Linked DNA regions of Homo sapiens: region 2 is linked to region 1. A link is a contact called in ENCODE POLR2A ChIA-PET data. All regions are on one chromosome and are shown on one strand. Each heading gives the region's core, a stretch centred on a gene start or an enhancer-like site at or near the end of the contact. The rest is flanking DNA. Distances are from core to core; before and after follow the strand shown. Region 1 has its middle 24 kb from the start of ENC1. Region 2 has its middle 51 kb from the start of FAM169A.

Evidence for each region. ChIA-PET counts read pairs that join two places held with the same protein, here RNA polymerase II (POLR2A).
Region 2: POLR2A ChIA-PET joins it to region 1 with 11 read pairs in BJ. The contact joins two enhancer-like sites. POLR2A ChIA-PET finds 5 or more read pairs at or near these places in 2 of 52 experiments (BJ and activated T-cell).

Annotation. Positions count from the first base shown.
Region 1 is chr5:74,613,030-74,620,192 of GRCh38, reverse strand. No RefSeq gene overlaps it. Among named protein-coding and RNA genes, the nearest start is that of ENC1, 24 kb to the left of the region's middle. Within about 2 kb of position 3,517, at least 2 of the 41 ENCODE cell types and tissues checked have a DNase peak (open chromatin) inside an H3K27ac peak, as active enhancers do.
Region 2 is chr5:74,913,972-74,921,134 of GRCh38, reverse strand. No RefSeq gene overlaps it. Among named protein-coding and RNA genes, the nearest start is that of FAM169A, 51 kb to the right of the region's middle. Within about 2 kb of position 4,239, at least 5 of the 41 ENCODE cell types and tissues checked have a DNase peak (open chromatin) inside an H3K27ac peak, as active enhancers do.

The DNA of each region.
Region 1 (7,163 bases), core at 2,268-4,767:
TTTTTTTTGCTGTCTCTAACATTTTCATTCCTGCATTCCTTGTTCCCTAACATTTTCATTCCTGCATTCCTTGTTCCAGGACCCAGAATCAGGCCAGCACCAGTGGAAACTCAGAGAATGGAGTCCTGAAGGCTGACCCAGAACCCAGCTACCAATTATAACATCACTTCTAGGAGGATATGAGTCCCACATTCTCAGCAACCAACTCAAAACTCACTAATAAGTTAATGCTAGTCTGTATTTTGGCAAATACCTATCCATAGATATCTGCACTCCCAGTATAAATACTGAATCAGAAATTTTTATTTCTGTAATATTTTACTTCTTAGAATACTTAGTGTTCAAAATTTAATTACTGCAGTATATTTTTATTTTTCTTTTTAGGTGTTTCCTTGGGGCAGAAAGTTAAATGTCCATATGACTAGAAATTTATTTCTTCATTCATTTATTTCCAGGGAAAAAAAAACCATGAAAAGGGTAATAATCACTGACAGAAATGTGGAAATGTTCAAAGAGATAAACCAAACCATTTGGGAAGAACAATGGCCTTTTCAAAGAGTTCCACTAGAGCTGATTGGAGATAGCTGGAGGGAGACAGAGCCTTCCTCTTGCATGGCAGTAGGTTGGCCTTGCTGGCCTGGGCTAGGGCAGGGTTCCTGGAACTTCCTGTGAAGAGGCAGCCTTGGGACCCCTGGGGTAGAGAATGCATGGGGTGGGGCACAGAGGCACGATGAGGTTGTGTAGATGCTGCTGGGTGCCCTTTGAACCCAGCAAACTGGAGAGAAGGCTGTGAGGAGGAGGAGTCTAGGGCAGTGACTGCTGGCATAACCTCTGGAATGGCACTCACAGGTTCTCCTGCTTTCCAAGAACCAGGACCAAAGGCAGAGAACCCTGGAGTCCCAAGGTCCCTGGGTGGGCACTGCTTGTGGTTGGTCATATAACATTCAGTGAGTTACAGAAGGCTGGGTGGTGAGCTGTCATTAGCAGATGTCTTCCTACCTCTGAGAACAAGGGATAGGCATGACTCCTCCCTTTGTCTCTAAGGATGCTGGTACATGCTGTCTCAGAACCAGAGGGGAGAGGAGCTGTCTTGGAAGGGGCTGCTGGAATTGCACCTGGACACCAGGGGCCAGGCATTAGCCCTCCACGAGGAGCAGAAAGAAGGGGAGACAGAGAGAGGAGACCACCTGTCCATCTTCCTCTCTCCAGGCTTAGCCTACATACACAAACTCTAACTCACAGGGGGGCCTAGAAAGATATCAGAGTCTACAATGGGCATAGCATTAGTCTCTGTGAACTATGGTTACTGGGTAGAACCTACAAGAAAAGCAAAGTAAGACAGGTAAAGGAGAGGAGGAGCTTGTGCCCAGCAAAGGATCCCCACTACCCACTACCAAATGGGAAACATCAGGGTTTAGAGAAAATGTTTTCTTGTTTTTTTTTTTTTTTTTTTTTTTTTTGAGACAGGGTCTCACTTTGTTACCCAGGCTGGAGTGCAGCAGTGCGATAGTGGTTCACTGCAGCCTCAATCTCCCCAGCTCAAGCAATCCTCCCACCTCAGCCTCCCTATTAGCTGGGGCTATGGTAGTCACCACACCCAGCTAATTTTTGTGTGTGTGTGTGTGTGTGTGTGTGGTTTTTTTTTTTTTTTTTTGGTAGAGATGGTGGTTTCCCTATGTTGCCCAGGCTCGTCTCGAACTCCTGGGCTCAAGCGATCCACTGCCTCAGCCCCACAAAGTGCTGGGATTACAGGCGTGAACCACCACACCCAGTTTAGAGAAATGTTTGCTTTGGTTTACTTTGCTTTCCTTCACTGGGGTCTGGCCTGGGTTGTGATCTGGAAGTGCTCCCTACCTTCTCTGGCTCTCCCCGCTTCATTACTTCACTAGAGTTTCTCCCTATAAATCTATTGCTCACTGAATCCTGCCTTGACATCTGCTTCTTGGAGGACTCAAACTAAATCAGGGGGGTTACAACTGCAGACAAGGATTGAAATCATTCCTACCTATCACTCATCCTTATGGCCCTGTGGTTTCCTGTGTGGGCAGGGCAGGTATAGGGGCAGGTGAGGGGAAGACTTTAGAGGGGACGAGATTGCCCCAGTGACCCATCTTTGAGCAGCTCACTTCCAGAGGGATTCTTTCTTCCCTTTCTTTTTTATATTTGGGGAGATGACTAAATGGTTTTGAAAACGTCTCAGTGTTTGGCACAATCTGCCCGAGCATAGTGATACGACTGCTCTGTTCACAACTACGCTGCAATTTTAGACAAAATTTTCAGAGCATCTCAGCACCTAACAACGCATAAAAACCTGGTGGTAATTTCAAGATACGTAACATCTGCTTATTTCATTTTGTTACAAGTCACCTGGGCAAAAACTCTTCCTAACTCTGCCCCATAAATGAGCTAATATCCAAATAGAACATTCTGCTTAACAGCAGTAGCAATTATCCTGTGGCAATCCATTAAAAAAGCCTTAAAGGTATGTCGCTTCTCCAGGTTAACAAAACAAAACCATTATTTTTCTTTGTAGCTCAGATGGGCTATTTGCTCTTTGTAGCTCAGATGGGCTATTTGCTAATGTCTTACCAGCTCTAACAGCTTATTCTCTGAGAAGGAAATAGTCGTGGTTTCTTTGAGAAAAACTAGTCCTCCTATCTTGGGGTTTTAAATAAAAGGATTTGGGAACCATTTAAAGTGCATTGTAAAATAATGTGGTTCTACAATAGCATTATGGCCCCCGCACTTTCCAATCATTTTAAAAGCATGCCTGCCTATTACATCTATTCAAGATTTTCCAGTGGAGACCTTTGAGCATTGTTGTGAAATAGATAACAAAGACACTGAGTTCCACAGCGATTTCTCCTCTCATTATTTTTTTTCAAACTGCTAGAATGTAATTCAGGAAAAAGATAGGTTGATTAAATACATCTGCAAGAACCTTCTGGCTTTGGAAGCAGGAGAAGCCCACACTGGTCACCTTCAGTTTATTATATATCCTGACCCCTCTTCGGCACGTGTCTTTCTTCAGGTCAGTTTTCTGTTTCTTCTGTATAGTTTTGGAAGATGCCTAAAGAAAAATGCCTTGGAAAAGACTACAAGTTGACATCACTATTGTAAGGTATATGGGTGTACATTGGTCAAGAATTAGGCTGAGGCTGACATCCAGGCCTGCTTGAGTCAGTGGGATTGTTGCGCAGGTGCACACCTCCACTTGTTATATAACCTGTTTACGTAAGCTCATTCTTGGCTCGGAATTTACTTACTATGGTCTGTAAAAGGTATAACTGCCCTGCTGACACTGTACAGGCACTCCTGGGCTCAGCTTGACATGGCTTGGGGGTGCACTGGCGCCCAGAGAAAGAGAACCAGAGCTGTCTGTCTTGCAGATGGACAGAGGGGAGCCAGGGCATGGCACAGCTCGACATGGCTGGCGCTGGTGGCCAGAGGGAAAGAGTTAAGCTGTTGACCTTGAAGACAAGGGAGAGCCGGCCGTGCAGCTGTGTGTGGGAGCAGCCAAGCCGCAGAGCCGGCTGCTGAGAGGAGCTGCGGAGCCGCAGCAGACCGCCGAGATAAAGGCGGACAGTGTAATAGAGCTGCCGGTGAGAGAGCTGTTGAATAAAACTACATTTCACCTGCTTAGAGCCCCCCGAGTGTTCTTTCAGCTATTCGCCTATCCACCCACTCCCCTCGGACCTCAGTACGGGCCCGAACCTGACCCTGGACCTGACAATTGGCGTAGTTGTGGACCTAACAACTATCTTGATGCCATCTGCCAGGACCTGAGAAGAGTCTGGGCCTCTTAGTGGGGCAAGCATTGCAGGCGGTAATCCTCATCTTGCATCCCTTGGCCAAACTCTAAGAGTGTAGGAAATGACTGATAGTAGTCTGAATGGGTAGAATCCTGTCTGTAGCAACTTAGCTTTCTGTGTTCCAAGCAGGTTTTCTCTGAACCCTCTCTCTACCCCAAAGACAAAGCTCTCACATCAACATGGGATCAGAACTGGTTACCAGTCTGGGGTTTACAGCTGATCTTGAATCCTGATTCTCAGCCTATGCTTAATTTTCTGTGGTGACAATTAAAGCTCATTAAAAAGCTGACACATTGTTTCCAGCTTGTCTCTGATTTAATTAAAAGTCTTAAGGAGGGAGGAGCAGAAACCATATTAGTCACAGAAAAAAAAAGTCTGGGGCCTCCCTTTTTATCTCATGAAATTATTTATAATTTGAGAGTTATTCAGCGACTTCCATGAAGAGCCCCTTCTGTTGAAATGTTAAAAGAAGATGAAGTTAAACCTAATCAGTATGTTGTCCTTCATCCAGAGGAAATATTGACGAGCTGAAATAGAATCACTGACAGCCACCTGCCTTCTTGTCAATTCATCTTAGAATTTAAACTGAAGGAGAAATGACAGATAATGAAGAACAAGTTTTTTCAATGCAGAAAAAGTTGACTGGAGACTTTTTATATTTCAGCCTGATAAATATAATTTCAATCTTCTTTTTACCCAAATTAAAATATCTAAGTAACTCAGGCTGTTGCTTTTATAGTGTGGTGCATAAAACTGTATTGATTTAAACAGTAATAAGTACTCAACTTGTTATTTAACCTTATTGTCATAGTTTCTGATAGGAATATCTTCCAGGGAATTAGAAGAAACAGTTTTGGAAGTGAGGTTTGGGTCTTTACGTCCCACCTATTTTGGGATGGTGCCCAAAAGTGCACCAAGAGCCCAACTGAAAAAAGTTGACATTTTAGCTTGCTATTGGAAGGTAATTTTTTAAAATAACGCAGCTTTTGAAAAATTAAGAATCAAGGTAAATCCTTGGCTAAGCCTTTATAACTAATGAATTTTTGAAAGACTGTATACTCCTGAGAAGTACTAAATGTATTTAACTGCTTGAAAAGATTAATTAGCTCATTGCTATAGGAAACACCCTGTTCCATTTTGTATCCATGAAGGCCATGGGTCAGCAACCAATAGCAGGCTAATGGGGCTAGACCAGATTGGTTACCTGTTTAACCAGTGGTTCTCAATACCTGAAGGTGCTCAACCTTTCAGTGTCTATTAGACTCACCCAAAGGACTTTGAAAACTAATGGCCGGGCACTGTGGCTCATGCCATTACATAATCCTAGCACTTTGGGAGGCCAAGGCAGGTGGATTGCCTGAGCTCGCAGTTTGAGACCAGCCTGGGCAGCATGGTGAAACCCTGTCTCTACTAAAAATACAAAAAAAAAAAAAAAAAAAAAAGAAAAATTAGCCAGGCCTCGTGGTGTTCCTGCAGTCCCAGTTACTCAGGAGGCTGAGGCACGAGAATGATTGAACCCAGGAGGCGGAGGTTGCTGATCTTGCGGAGCTGAGATTGTGCCACTGCACTCTAGCCTGGGGGGACAGAGTGAGACTCCATCTAAAAAAAAAAACTATTTATGCCCAATTTCAGTCCTGGTGCCCCCGCCCCAGGTCCTGACTTAATTGGTCTGGGATCAGGTGCATGCTTCTGTAAGCTTTTGAAGCTTCTTAGGTGAATCTAAGTGCTTTATCCCAAAGCAGTTCAAGCAGGTGGTGCCAGAATCACAAAGTGAGGAGAGAGAATTTCTCCGACCAAATTTACTTTTGGCAATTACACTGCCATTGCCCTGAGTTTATGTGTGGAAAGTTCAAGTTTTGTGCACATGAGTGTGTGTGTGTGTGTATTTGTGTGTGGGTGTGTGTGTGTGGCAGTGAAGGGTACAAAAATTGTTTAAAATTTAGAATCTTTTCTCTGATAGTCGGGGTTGGGGAGGTCCCTATTTTTGTCCCTCTCTATACCATACCACATAGGGACTGGCTTTTTGGATTAGTTATCCATGGCTCAAAGTCTGTGGAGTCCCAATTTCAGTAAGTTTTTAAGGAGAGCTTTTCAGAAATGATATTCCATACCCCAATTCTCCCTTATTTTGGACCAGGATAGAACCAGGCTTTTTAGTTTTAACTAGTTTTAAAAAGTCTTATTTATTTTTTTACTTTGGGGAAATAAAATGTATTCCTCATTACTAATAAATGCCTCATCTAGCATGGGGCTGGATTTGTAAGTGGGATGTATGCTTAATGTAGCTGTGAATGTAATTTTACAATTAGAGTTGGTGCCCACCTTTAAGATTGGCTTATATTTAAAAGCTGATAAATAAGAACTGATCGTTTGAAATCTGGGGCACATCTTTCTCCAGAGAGGATGTCATCTTTGATGGGTGAAATTTCTATAATGGCTTTCAAAGTTTTGTGGTCCAAATGTAGCTGATCCCTAATACTATACTTGTTTGGTTGCTGAGCACAGGTGAATTTGGTCATGGATGGAGCAGGGAGGATCAATCATACTGTACTTATTAATTTGCAACTTGCCTTTTTCTCTTAATATGATATTGAGTTTGTTCAATGTGAGTATTTTTCTCATTTTGTTTTCTTTTTCCCTGAAAGGGGGTTAGACATGTAAAACATTAGGAATAAAGTAGGCACCTTGGCTAAGCTTGTATTTCCACTCAATTACCAGATACATCCAACCAGAAAGAGTCTTTGTTCTTGTTTCACATTCTTTGGCCTCCTCAATTCAAGCTGCCTAATAAACACTTGTACTTCACTTCTAACTTCCTTCTTTGGTTCCCCTATCAGTTTAGACCAGGGAGTCCAAGCATGTTCGAATGGATGGAATCAGTAGTGTATTCTCAGTGGCTTGGCGAGGGACAGAATTTCTCAATCTTCCATAGCATTATTTTACAGAAGTGGTCTGTTGGCAAACAGCTCAGACTGGCCAACCACTTTTTTTTGACAGTGTCTTGATCTGTCAACCAGGCTGGAGTGCAGTGGCATGGTCATAGCTCACTGCAGTCCCAAACTCCTAGGCTCAGGTGATCCTCCCACCTCAGCCTCCCAAGTAGCTCAGACTATAGGTGTGCACCACCATGCCTGGCTAATTAAAAAAGTTTTTTTAGAAACAGGGTCTCACTTTGTTGCCCAAGCTGGTCTTGAACTCCTGGCCTCAAGCAATCCTCCTGCCTCGGCCTCCCAAAGTGATGGGATTACAGGTGTAAGCCACCACACCCAGCCTTTCAAACCACTTTTCTTATTATCTTTGCAATGCATTTAATATTCCCATTGTGGTTGGTATGCTTGGCATGGCTGAACT
Region 2 (7,163 bases), core at 2,990-5,489, 300 kb before region 1:
GAAGGAAATAGAAAATGGCTCAATACACTTCCCCACAAAAATAATACCTGTTAGCATTCCAGCTTCATCTTTCTTTCTTCTTTCATGTCTTTCCTCCTTCCTTCCCTCTCTTCCTTCCAACCTTGCTTCCTTCTCTTTCTTTCCTTTCTTCCATCTGTCATGTATATATATAAATTACAGTTGTAATTGATCTATGTTCTGCTTTACTCCCTTCACATATAAGTATTCTGCCATGTTGGCCGGGTGCAGTGGCTCACTCCTGTAATTCCAGCACTTTGAGAGGCCAAGCGGGCAGATCACAAGGTCAGGAGTTCGAGACCAGCCTGGCCAACATAGTGAAACCCCATCTCTACTAAAAATACAAAAAATTAGCCAGACATGGTGGCAGGCGCCTGTAATTCCAGCTATTCAGGAGGCTGAGGCAGGAGAATCACTTGAACCCGAGAGGCGGAGGTTGCAGTGAGCCAAGATGGCTCTGTTGCACTCCAGCCATGGTGACAAGAGTGAATCTCCATCTCAAAAAAAGTATTCTTCCATGTCAATAAATATTAATTGAAACCACAATTTTAAGTAAGTAATATCACTTTATATGAATATATAATTTACTGAACTATCTTCTTTTTTTGGCTTGTTTTTTCTACTGTATAACTTGATGAAAATCCTAATATGCGAAACCTATCTGTATTTTCTATCTTTCCTACTGGAAAATTTCCTAGAAGTGGAATTACTGGGTCAGGAAATATGAACATTTTAAAGAAATTGTAAGGCCTAATTTTTTCCCCAATAAGTGGTTGTACTCATTGTTGTGTCCATATACACTCCTACCAAACATACAGGAATGCCTGTTTTCTTCATCTTGACACTGGGACTAGTCCTTTTTAAAATTCTTTAAGACAAACACATCCTTTAATTTAAATTTATTTTTCTTTTAGAGAGAGATGAGGTCTTGCCCCTTTGCCCAGGCTGGAGTACAGTGGAATGATCATAGCTCACTGCAGCCTCAAACTCCTGGGCTTGAGCAATCCTCCTGCCTCATCCTCCAAAGTAGCTGAGACCACAGATGCGTGCCACCACCACCACACCAGTTTTGTTTTGTGTTTTGTTCATTTGTTTGTTTGTATAGACAGGGTCTCACTTTGTTGCCCAGGCTGGTGTTAAATTCCTGGTCTTGATCTTCCTGCTTTGGCATCCCTAAGTACTGGGATTACAGCCATCATGCCCCGCCTAAATCTCTTTACAAGAGATATTGAAAAATTTTAGACATTTATTGAATATTTGTATTTTTACATTTTTAACATTTAACATGTTAAAAATAACATTTTAAAAATATTTCCAAATAATAATAATTCTTTCACTTTGAAGTGGGGGGGGGGGGGATGTGCGCGCACGCATGCGTGTCTATTTCTAGGTGCTGAAAGATAAAGTACACAGAGTTACCACAAGAGGTCCCTAGCACACAAATTATATTGAAATCTTAAGCCTTCTTGAACTTAATTCCCAACAAGCCAGGATCTCCATAACCAGATAGGTTCATTAATTCCGAATTTTAGGGGCTCCCAACAATTGGCAACAGTGTACTGAAGAGAACAAGGGACAGTAGCTCGGCAATTCAGAAAGTGGGGTTCAAGCAGTGGTTTATTCCTCTGCATGCCACCCGGGCCCTCCTTCATTTCCCCACCTCGACCTCCTGTAACTTGATTCTTGTCAGATATATTCACTCTGAAATTTCAAAAGAAATAATCACTTCATGTCTGGGATGCCCTTCAGTCATTCATTTGATTGTTCATCGAATATTTATTACTCTGCGTAGTTAATCATTGAATGATGGTTTTTATTTTCTTTTAACAGAAAAAATTAGCTGCTATGTGCCACTGTCCTAGGTACTGAGAATATAATGATGAGCAAAACCAGACACTGTCCCCAGCCTTACAGAGCTCACACCTGTGACATCCATCCTAGCATATATAAGCAGACTTTCAGAAAATTCACCCTAACAGACGGCTTTGCCTTGTTAGGAGACATCATGCGCAGCCCACAAGGGATGTGTCTGCTGCTCTAAGATCCAGAACATTGTCTCTGTGACCCATGACTACATCCTACTGTGTCGTGAGTATTAAGCCATCTAGCTATGTATGAGATAAGGCTTTTAAAATTTCTTTCTAAAAAACTTTACAGTGTAATATACCTATACTGTAAAGAGTTCAGATTATATGGAAAAGTAAGTAACCAAATGAAAATCACCCATAGTCACAATCTTCAGATAGTTATTTTTAACAGAACTCTTTTTTATAAACAAATCATTATATATCTACACATTTGACATTCATTGACTACTCACTATGTAGAAAGCATATCCCAAAGCTGTGTCTTATTTTACTTAGGTTGCCAATAACAAAAATCATAGGCTGGGTGGCTAAAACAGTAGCAAGTTATTTTCTCATCATTCTGCGGCTAGAAGTCCAAGATCAAGGTTCTGGTCAATTTGGTTTCTGGTGATGGGTCTCTTCCTGCCACCTTCTCACTGTGTCCTCATACGGCCTTTCCTGGGTATGTGAATGGAGAGAGCCTGAGAAAAAACTCTTCTTAGTGTCTCTTTTTATAAAGACACTAATCCTATTGAATCAGAGCCCTCCCTTAAGACCTCATTTAACCTAAATTACTTTGTTACTCTAAATCCTGAAGGTTAGGGCTTCAATATATGAATTTGGGGATAGGGGGACACAAACATTCAGTTCGTAACAGGCTGCAAAGTCTCTGCAAATGAACAAGGCACACTCTTTGCCCGCTTTTCACTTATGCAAGAGTCCATGGTGCAAACTATGTTTCTGCCTCTTTGTGTTTTGTTTACCTTATTATCTTTTGCAATTTCCACCAGTGCCAGATAGACGAGGTTAGGAAAGGAAGGGAGAATCAAGAAAATTTTACTTTCCTCTCGGTTTGGAAAATATTCTGTAGAAAAGGAGGTTGATGCTCTCAGCTACTCCAAAGATCCTTAAAAGATAATGGTGAAGCATTTGCCATGTCTCCTTCTCCAGTGTCCTGGCTGTCCTCTGGGGCTTCCCACAAGGGTTGGGGTTGTTCAGTACATATCATGGGCCCCTCTTTACACTGATCTACTCTAGAAAGGAGCAATAATTCCAAATTCCCCTACTTTAGGGCAAGGCCAGGACTTGGAATGAGTTTCCCGATGGAGCCTGCCACTCACTGGGTCCTTTGTGGGAATCAGCACATGGAGAAGACTAAGTTTTATGGACTGAATTGTGCCCCTCCCCCCAGAAAATCATGCTGGAATCCTAACCCACAGTGTCTCAGGATAGGACTGTACTGAAGATATGATGATTAAATTAAACAAGTTGATTAAATTAGGATGAGGTCCTATGGGTGGGCCCTAATCCAAAGTGCATGTGTCTTTATAAGAAGAGGACATCTGGACACACAAGGAGACACACAAGACATGTGTGCATACAGAGGAAAGGCCACATGAGAACACAGCAAGAAGGCAGTCATCTGCAAGCCAAGGAGAGAGACAGAAGAAACCAACCCTGCTGACACTTTGACATTGGACTTCCAGTCTCCAGAACTATGAGAAAATGAATTTCTGTTGTTTAAGCTACCCAGTCTGTGGTACTTTGTTATGGCAGCTCTAGAAAACCAATGCACCAAGCTATAGTGCGGAGTCAAAAACGTTCCTGTCTCGTCTGTGTAACTTCATGTCTAATTTGCAGTGAGTGAAAGTAAAGGTGAGGAAGATGGATGTGACTAGGTCACTGTCTTAGTCCATTTTTGCTATAACAGAATACCACAAACTGCATAATTTATAAACAGTAGAACTTTATTTGGTTCATGATTCTAAGGGCTGGGAAGTCCAAGATCCAGGGGCTGCGTTTGGTGAGGGCCTTCATACTGGTCATCTCATTGGCAGGAAGTGGAAGGGCAAGAGAGCATGTGCTAGAGAGAGCAAGCAAACAAGACAGCTGAACTCGCTTATATAACAAACCCACTCTCATCATGACTCACCCACTCCTGAGATGGCAACATTAATCCATCCATGAGGCCAGAAGGCCTCAAGATCTAATCACCCCTTAGGAAGGCCCACCTCCCAACACTGTTGCATTAGAGATTATGTTCTCAACACATGGACTTTGAGGGACACATTCCAATCACAGCAGCCGCTAAGGAAAGTGAACATAGGGCTGGATTTATTTGTTCAGCAAACATTTCCTAATGACTCACACTGTTGTGAGTAGCATTGAGTGAAATACGGTCTCTACTCTTGAGCAGCTCATGACCCAGCAAACCAATTATCAGAGTGTGGCATGAGAAGTGCCACCTAAGAGAGAGATAAACTGGAGAAACTATAGGAAAAGAGAAGAGGAGACCAGAAAGACTTGTGAGAAGAAATTACACTGCTGTTGAAGTCTGAAAGAAAACTAGGATCTAGTTTGGAAGGAAAGAAAAACAGCAATCCAGGAAAAAACAAACAAACAAACGTGTGCAGAGCTGTATGGACTTGTGACAGCATGGTAAATTTAGAGACTTGCAGGTATGCCTGGAGCAATGGGGCCTGAAGGAGAGAGAAGGGGGATAGTTTTAGAAAGAGTCAGGGGCCAAATCCTGAAGGGCCTTGTGTGTAGATACTATCATTGACCTAGCGCTTATTCATTCTCCCCATCTTCCTTATAGTAAAAAACAAAACAACCACTGGAAAAAAAATCCACTGCTTAGTATTTATATTCCCTATGTTCCCTTGCTGTTAAGGTAGCTGTGACAACAGTTCTGGCAAAAGTGCAAGTCTACTGGGAATTTCTAGAAATGTTCTACTTTCCTGATCAGAAACCATCTTCCCTTCTCACTTCATCTTCCTACCTGGAATGCAGCTTTGGGGGTGTACCTGGATCCTTGATAACTTCTTCAAGCTGCTGCCTCTTGCTCTGTACTGTTCATTTCTCTTTGGTTAAGCTACTATGTTTGGGTTTTTCTGCTACCTACAGCCAAACACCATCCTGATATCACTGGTTTTACAGAAATTCAGGTAAAGAAGCTGTGAGAATGTGGTCACCCACTCTGGATAAAGATGGTGAAATGAAGTCTTCACAGCTAGAAGTCAGGAAACTTCCTGTCTTATCTGTATAACTTCATGCAGTGAAACTAGGGGTGACAGGGTCAATTCACAAATTATTAAGAAACTCAAAAATTATTAAGAAAGCAGAATCAATAGAATTTGGTGATTAATTGGATGTGACCTATTGGGAATTATCATCAAGAGATGACTTTTCTCGCCTTCTAAGTTCCTGAACTACAAATTCCACTTTCCTCTTACTTATTTTTTCCAACTCAATGTTTTTTCTTTCTCTCAGCATTTTCCATTCCCCATTTCAAGAAGCTGGCCAGTTTTAAATGTGTCTTTGTTCAGGGGCATTTGTGTAGTTGGACCTGAAAGAGATGTTGCACAAGACAGCCCCCTCTCCTGGCTTTTATTTTGAAAAATCTTCATTTGTCTTGGGAGTATGCTGGTCATTTTCTAGGGACAGGAGAGTGACCACTCACTGCCTTCAAGCAAGGAATCAAACCCAATGAGATAAGCTAGAGGGATTTGCTGAGACTAAAACAGGGAATGAGGGAATATAGCCTCCTCTGGTGTTTCCAGCTTCAGTGAGAGATCCCAGCTGGTGGTTCAAGCTGCTAATCTAGGACTCACCTTCACTCACCCCTCTCCAGTATTTCCTCCCACATTTAGCCCATCACCTACTCCTTTCTATTTTATTCTCTGAATATCTCCTGTGTCCCTCCATTTCTTTCAAACTCCACTGCCACAATCACCCAACCATACTCCATAAAATGATCTTTTCAAATTTGGAGTATTTTATAAAGTATGCAAATATTTTAATGGCCTCCTTTTGCTCTTAAAATAGACCAAAGTGTGGCTCATGCCTGTAATCCCAGCACTTTGGGAGGCCAAGGCAGGTGGATCACTTGTGGTCAGGAGTTCAAGACCAGCCTGCCCAACATGGCAAAACCCTGTCTGTACTAAAAAATACAAAAATTAGCCAGGTGTGGTGGCACATGCCTGTAGTCCCAGCTACTCATGAGGCTGAGGCAGGAGAATCGCTTGAACCTGGGAGGTGGAGGTTGCAGTGAACTGAGATTGCGCCATTGCACTCCAGCGTGGGAGACAGAGCAAGACTCCATCTCAAAAAAAAAAAAAAACACACACACACACAAAAAAAACGTAGACCTCCAGTGACTGACCTCTGTCTAGTTCACCAGCCTCACTTCTCTATTCTCTGCCCCAACTCTAGCCATGGTGACCTTGTAGCAACCAGAATGCTCTTTCCCTCCTCACAGAATTTCCCCTAGCTGCCCTCTGGTCAGATCTACTTAACTGCCACACCCATTCTGTGCATACACCACACACACACACACACACACACACACACACACACACACACACCCCTTGGCCACCTTCATTCATTCTTCAGGTTCCAGCCCAAATGTCATTTCTTTAGAGAAGCCTTCCCTGACCCCCCACCCTACTCCCCTAAATCAGGGACCCTGCTTTAAGTCATGGGTTTCTTTTTTTTCTTTTTCTTTTTTTTTTTTTTTTTTTGAGTCAGGGTCTCACTTTGTTGCCCAGGCTGGAGTACAATGGCACAATCACAGCTCAAGGCAACCTCAACCTCCTGGGCTCAAGCAATCCTCCCACCTCAGCCTCCCAAGTAGCTGGGACTATAGGCACACACCACCATGCCTGGCTAATTTTTGTATTTTTTGTAGAGGGGTTTTGCCTTGATGCCTAGGCTGATCTCAAACTCCTGGGCTCAAGCAATCCACCTGCCTTGTCCTCCCAATATGTTAGGATTACAGGCATGAACCACCAAACCGGACCTATGGGTATCTTTCACAGTATGTTTTCATGATATCTTTGTGTGATTATGTGATTGTTGTATCCCCTATCTATCTATCATGAGCTCCACATGAATGGGACTGCACGCATTATTTTATCTCCAGGGTCTGGTAGTGCAGACCTTACTGCCCAGGTTAGGTACATGGGCAGTAAGTCCCTGATGGAGATTTGTTGAATACCAAAAAATAAGAGAAGGAAAGAGAGAGTCTAAAATGATTACAGGCTTCTGGTGCAAGCAACCAAGTGAATTGTGAAATGA